Regions from separate parts of the Mus musculus genome. Here region 1 is linked to region 2. The links are chromatin contacts, found by POLR2A ChIA-PET in ENCODE. All regions are on one chromosome and are shown on one strand. Each heading gives the region's core, a stretch centred on a gene start or an enhancer-like site at or near the end of the contact. The rest is flanking DNA. Distances are from core to core; before and after follow the strand shown. Region 1 overlaps Nars2 (asparaginyl-tRNA synthetase 2 (mitochondrial)(putative)). Region 2 holds the start of Nars2 (asparaginyl-tRNA synthetase 2 (mitochondrial)(putative)).

What was found. ChIA-PET counts read pairs that join two places held with the same protein, here RNA polymerase II (POLR2A).
Region 1: POLR2A ChIA-PET joins it to region 2 with 22 read pairs in embryonic stem cell. The contact joins the enhancer-like site here to the promoter of Nars2 in region 2. POLR2A ChIA-PET finds 5 or more read pairs at or near these places in 3 of 5 experiments (Patski and embryonic stem cell).

Annotation. Positions count from the first base shown.
Region 1 is chr7:96,983,994-96,987,409 of GRCm38, reverse strand. All of the region lies in intron 5 of Nars2 (asparaginyl-tRNA synthetase 2 (mitochondrial)(putative)), which reads right to left. Among named protein-coding and RNA genes, the nearest start is that of Nars2, 34 kb to the right of the region's middle. Within about 2 kb of position 1,434, at least 1 of the 3 ENCODE cell types and tissues checked has a DNase peak (open chromatin) inside an H3K27ac peak, as active enhancers do.
Region 2 is chr7:96,949,746-96,952,948 of GRCm38, reverse strand. Nars2 (asparaginyl-tRNA synthetase 2 (mitochondrial)(putative)) reads right to left here and starts at 1,422. Exons shown (of 14, transcript NM_153591.4): 1 at 1,005-1,422. The coding sequence starts at 1,145.

The DNA of each region.
Region 1 (3,416 bases), core at 185-2,684, 34 kb before region 2:
AGCCAGTCTAAAAAGGCGTCATATTGACTGTTTCAACTAAGTCATGTACCTCACAATTATGTTTTAGTGAACCAAAGACTCCATGTACAATATAGATAGTCCCCTGAGACTGTAATGGGCTGGGCACGGTAGCTCATGCCTATAACCCCAGCTAAGGAAGTTAAGAAATAGGAGTGTAAGGTAAGCTTGGCTACAGGGGGCATTGAGACAGTTTGACTGCAAGAGACCTGTCTTATTACTTCTCTATTGCTGTGCTAAGACTCCACGACCAAGGCAACTTACAAAAGAAAGCATTGATTTTAGGGCTCAGTGTTTCAGAGGGTCAGAATCCATGACCATCATGTCGGGAGCATGGCAGAAGGAATGGCACTGGAATGTATCTGAGAGCTTGCATCAGAGCCACAGCAAGTGGGGGAGGGGCGACACATGCAAGCATGCAAATGAGGAAGCTAATTAGGAATGCGGTGGGCTTTTGAAACGTCAAAGCCTGTCCCCAGTGACACACAGACACACGCATCCCTGAAAACATGGACCCCAAAAATGGAAGGTCTTTATTAGTGGAGAGAGAGATTCATGATGTATTTTCTTTCATGGAAATCTCTAATAAAAACAAAAACCAGAACAAGAAAACAAAGACACCAGCAAGCCACAAATGCATTTCAGGAAAGACCAGCTCAAGAAGAGCCTCAGGTAGGTCTTTCAGAAGGGACTCAGAAGTCACACTGTCATAGGAGATGTCTCAAGACCACTGGACTATGAGAATGTTCCCTAGAAAAATAATATCAATTTGTAGGAAATGTAGGGAGACTTTCTCCACAATCTCCCAGGTCCCTACTGTCATTCACTCATGATTGATTTCCTACACAAACCAGACATAAGCTACCTCGTTAATACCTACCACTTTTTATCTCCTTTATAGATTGAGTCTCAGTGTAAGATTTTATTTAGACAAAACCTTTGGGCAAATATATATGAAACTAATGCAACAAATGACATTAAAATCTTTCCCATGCTACTCTATGGGCCAACCAACCTCTCCCTGGTCATATAAAAGTTATCAGAGCAAAACACTTTCCTAGGTTATTCTGCTATTAGAAGCTAAAAAAAAAAGCATTGAAAGAAACAGGAAACTAAGAATCACCAAACATTTTAGGATGCGTAGAACCAGTGACCTTTTTATTTTTATTTTTTAAATCAAGGTGTAAAACCCTTTGCTTCTTTAAGGATTTCCAAGAAAATATTAAACAAATGTTTTGAATTGCCTCCCAGTTATCTGTTCTCACAGCAGAACAAATATAGCTGAGTAGTTTCAGTCTCGAGGGACTGCTGTAGAAAAACCCACACAAGTCAGCTGTCTCCCTGTGAAGTGCAGGGAGGAGAAGCCAGCAGCAGCGAGCTAACCCTGGAAAAGAACGCAGTCTGTGACGGAAAGTTTACTTAACCTCCACGGCAGCTGAGCGAACGCTCACAGGCTGGCTACTCAGCCCCTTTGCTTTTCCTGTCCTCTACTCTGTCCCCTCGCCCTCACTTCTGTTTCCTCATAATCCCAGAATGGAAAAGTTGAGAATATAATGGGTAGAGCAGCAGCATGCCACACAAGCCTGAAAGGTCTACAGACAAAACTACGTGCTGTTGCCTGTTTATTCCAATCTGCAACTTCTCTTCAAGATCATGAAGGAAATGTCGAATAGTACCCATCTTCACTCACGCTCCATGCCCGGGGGGTTTGGGGGGGGGGGGGGTGTTAATCTCAATTGAGAGATTCCAAGAAGGCTAAATTGATACCTGTAACCCCGATGATGGAGGCAGGGGATCCTGAGGGCTCCCTGGACATCCAGTCTAGTTAAAACAGTGAGCTCCAGGGTCAGAGAGACACCCTAGCTCGGAAAATAAGGTGTGGAGGTGATTGAGGCATGCACACACGGACATAAGTTCACCACACAGGTGGAGGTGAGGGAAAATTCTATACTTTGGAATGCTTTATTATAATGTTTCATGATACAGATATAATAAAGATTCAAAAGGACCTGAGCTATAACAACTTAGACACCACTGCTTAAAATGGAAATATTAAGTGTTAGGTCAAATGCCATGCATAACCTGTTTAGGGTAAGATCAGTACTAGAGTCCAGGTTCTCAGACAGCAGTCCAATTACTAGTACTTACACTCCAGCTTGTTCCTATAGTGCTTGCTTTTCCATAATGCTATGATGAGGGCAATGGTATTCAGAATGATTTTTTGTTTTGTTTTCTTTTAGATGTGGTTTCTCTGTGTAGTCCCGGCCAGTCCCGGCTGTCCTGGAACTCACAGACCAGGCTTGCCACAAACTCAAAGATCTGTCTGCCTCTGCAAGATTAAAGAATTAATCCGTGTGATTAAAGTACTAGGATTAAAGGTGTGCACCACCACTGCCAGGCCCAGAATGAGTCTATAAAAATCATTCCAAAGAGCCGGGAGTGGTGGTGCACGCCTTTAATCCCAGCACTCGGGAGGCAGAGGCAGGTAGATTTCTGAGTTTGAGGCCAGCCTGGTCTACAAAGTGAGCTCCAGGGCTATACAGAGAAACCCTGTCTCGAAAAAATAAAAACAAACAAATAAAAACAAACAAACAACAAAAAAAAAAAAACCATTCCAAAGTATAGAATTTTCCCTCACCTCCACCTGTGTGGTGAACTTGTGTCCGTGTGTGCATGCCTCAATCACCTCCACACCTTATTTTCCGAGCTAGGGTGTCTCTCTGACCCTGGAGCTCACTGTTTTGACTAGGCTGGATGTCCAGGGAGCCGTCAGGATCCCTTGCCTCCATCACCGGGGTTACAAGTATCAATTTTTTACATGGGTGCTGAGGATCTGAACTGGGGTCCTTACATTTGGGCAGCAATCAATTTACCAAGTGAGCCATCTCCCTAGCACCAAAGTATAGAATTTTGAGCATTTAAGGACAAACCTTGCTATGCAGTCTCCAAGGATTTACAGTTTGGTAATAGGGAAATAAAAGATTCCTATCCATCTGTGCTTAAATAGGCTTCGGGAAGTGCTACAGGAATTTGTCCTGACAAGTCCTTAGAGGGCATCGTAGAATGAAATGAAGACCAAGGGGAACAGGAGTGGCAGAGAACTGCGCTTCACTTTGCCAAGCACGTTGTTAACAAGACTCCCCCTGCCTAGCCACTCCAGTAAGTCCAGCCTCCTTCTGTGTTTCAGTTGCTACAAATGTGTATCTTGGTATACACTGAACTTTCTGCCTTAGGATTAGGGCCATCTGCATTCCAGAACACCCACCAACAAGAACACCCATGCTCAGCTGAGAGAGGTTTCATCCTGGCAACTGTTGCTGCACAGGAAAGGAAGTTATGAGCTCAGACTGTAAACTGTCTGCTTTCCTGCTGAGCGGCTGAGAAAGAACAAGACAAAT
Region 2 (3,203 bases), core at 173-2,672:
AAACAGTTTTGATAACTTTTGATTGGGATCATGGAACAAGTAATAAACCCAAAGAAATGCAAGGAAGAACAGCTTGGTCATAGTGCCAGATATCAGGAATATGGGTAAGACCTATTAGTTTATTTCAGTAATTCAAGAGGAAACAGCCAAGCACCAGTCTTACTCTTTCTGTGCTTTTAGGAATTTATTCAAAGCTGTCACAAATAACAGCATCTAACACTGACTGAGAGGCCTCTGTTCTAAATAGCCTGTCTTCATTAACCCGTTTAATTTTCAGAACTCTCCAAAATATAGACTATTATCTCCATTTTCATAAGAGAAACTGGGGCCTGAGGCACTGTCGTGACATGCCTATAAGTAACAAGCTACATAGTAGGGCAAGCGAATTAAGCCAAGGCAACTGCAGCCCTTAGCTTGTCAAACTACAACATTCTGCTCTTTCTCCTAGTTTAAATACATGGAAATCTCAGGAGCCTGAGTGACTGAAATTGAAAAGGTATGGATTCTCCTGTGTCCAACTTGTGTACAATGAGCCGCAGTGAGCAACTGAGGATAGCTATGAATGCAGCCCAACACGGACTCGTAAACTTTGAGACTTTTTAACTGGAGGGTAGAGGCGGTAACTCAAGTATGAACTTGGTAGGTGGAGACCTCATGTTGCAATGTCAAAAGGCTGGACACACCTGGAACCACTATTTCCTGCCAGCCAGGTGAACAGGAAAAAAGGAAAGACAGAATTTCTGTTCTCAAGGAACTAGGGCAAAGCATCCCAAGTTATTACTATAAAACTAAATAAATAAATAAATAAATAAGGGAGTGTTCATTTCAACTTTTCCGCATGATTAAAGTGTTTACAAGAAACCCCTAGGTGTCATGAAAACTCAGCTGCTGCACTTGTGATCGTCAGAACGATTTGCAAAAATAACAGTGCGGTCCCAGAAGTGTAGACTCTGGAGACAGCTCAAGTCAAGCAAGCTCAGGCAGCAGTCTTTCCACACACCCACCTGCACCGTTACGCACTCCCCTCTCGCGTCCTGGACCCTGAGGGCGTCCCGCACGCGCATTTTGGCAGACGCGCGGGGCCTGGGGCAGGAAACGGAGGAACAGAGGCGCAGCGCGCCGAGCAGGCGCCGGGCCCCGAGCATGGCGAGACCGGACAGGGTTCCACGGGATGCCGGGCTACGTCCCGGCTCACAGTCCCCGAGAGCAGCCTTTTTCAGCCGCGCAGTCCTGCCGTCATGCGCTCCTGTCGCTCTTCCCTCCGCGCCCCGAGCAGTTCCCACGGGACCCCACCTCCGCGTCCCGCTCCCGAAAGCACAGAAGGTTCGACTACACGGAACACAGCGGTCAGTGTCACACCGTACATGGGACCGGAGTGCAGACCCAGACTTAAAGCACGTTGCAACTGAGCTACGTCACCCCGTGCTCGCTCTTCCGTCATCACGCTGGGTGGAGTCTGAGCATGCGTGATTGTGTCCGGGAGCTCGTGAGGCGCCGCACCGGTAGGGGCGGTGCAGGAGCTGAGGTGGGCGGGGCTAAGGCGCAAGGGCTGTCTCAGGTTTCTCAGAAATAGCTACTGTTGGGTCATCTCTAGGGAGACTGAGGAATACTTGTGGGCAGTATTGACAGATGCAGAAGGCAAGTGTCTGTGCAGAGTCTTAGGGGTGGAGAGGAGTTCTGAGCTCTGGGAAGTCAGTCTCCAGACGTAGTACCTGCTGAAGTCACTGTTGGGTGGTAGCCAAACAATTCGTTGCTTAAAAAGGAGCTTTGCCTGCCAGAATGGGCAAATCTTTTCTCTTACTTGCATTTGTTTGAAAAGAAAAAAATGGCCTTTGCATATATTCAGCTACATTTTAAGTTTACACAAAAATATTTTTTCGTAACTCAGTGAGACACATGATAATGCTTTTATCTAGTTAAACAAGAAAAGGTCAAAATAAGGACTAATTAAGTTGCCACGATGAGACACCATACATAGTCCTGTTCATCAAGGAGCTTATGATGAAAAGATGTTGGTTGGGGAACAGAGACAGAGAGGGAGAGATAGAGACACAGAGACAGACAAAGAGACAGTGAGACAGAAACCGAGAGAAACCATCACATTATACCCAGCAAGAGCACACATAGATATGTGTGTGGTAAGTGGAGTGGCGACCCAGAGAAAGAGATAATTAGGCTGAGTTTGAGGAAGGTTAGAATTTTTCCAGATGAGAATGTCAGAAATTTTCCTGTAAGAGGAGGACAGGAAAATCTGCTGGGAAGGAAAATGGCCTGAAAGAATTGTAAAACTCTTCTCTGGACAGACTTGAAAATATCTCCAATAAAAATACTTTGGGGCACTTCTGGAACCTTGAGAAAGGAAAAATCAAAAACTTGTAGCCTTCCAAATATGTAGAGATAGCTTATATCTTAAAGTATAAAAGTATATTCGATACCCCCCCCAAAAAAAAAAGTGAAACCAGCAACCAGCAAGCTCAATTTCTCTTCAGGTTAATTCTTCTGTCTCATCTTTCTTCCTCCTCTTTGCTCTGCTAAGTCTCAGGGAGACTATCTTCCTCTACTTAAGGCAAAGGGTTAATTAGGAAACTAAGCAGAGAACCATTGTTCAGTAACTCAAGGGAAAGGGACCCCAGTGGGTAAAATGGGAAATTAGCAGTGGGTAATCTAAAGTGTGTAGTGAAAGCTGATCACTGCCTGCAAGCTTTGTGCTCAGACCCAACTGCTCCCGTTTATCCTTTACTGTGTTAAATTCTATCTTCTGATTTGCTTTCAGTGTTTGGATCCACACGTCTGCCTTTAGATTCATCGCCTTCCCGATAGCAGCAGGAATGACATTTCTAACGTGAATGTTGTACCGTGCCAGCCATAATGATAGGTAGAGTGTCACAGAGTGGCTGTTCCCTGCCAAGAACTCCTCACGTCTTAACTCCATCATCACAGTCACTCTTGCTTAGAAGAAACTGAAGTTTAGAGTTTTTGCCGTATACCCCAAGTTACTTACAGTCTTGTTTCATCCATGTTCTTACTCATTTTGTTACCCTAGTGATTAAACACCCATGAATTGTTCCTCTTACAACATAAAGACTTGGCTACCAGACTTTCTCTGATTCACAAAGTTTCCTGAAGTGACTTGGAGTGAGAATCAGAAATGAAATGTCTATGGTGTTACTCTCTGCTATTTTTTTTATCTGTGCAGTGAATTC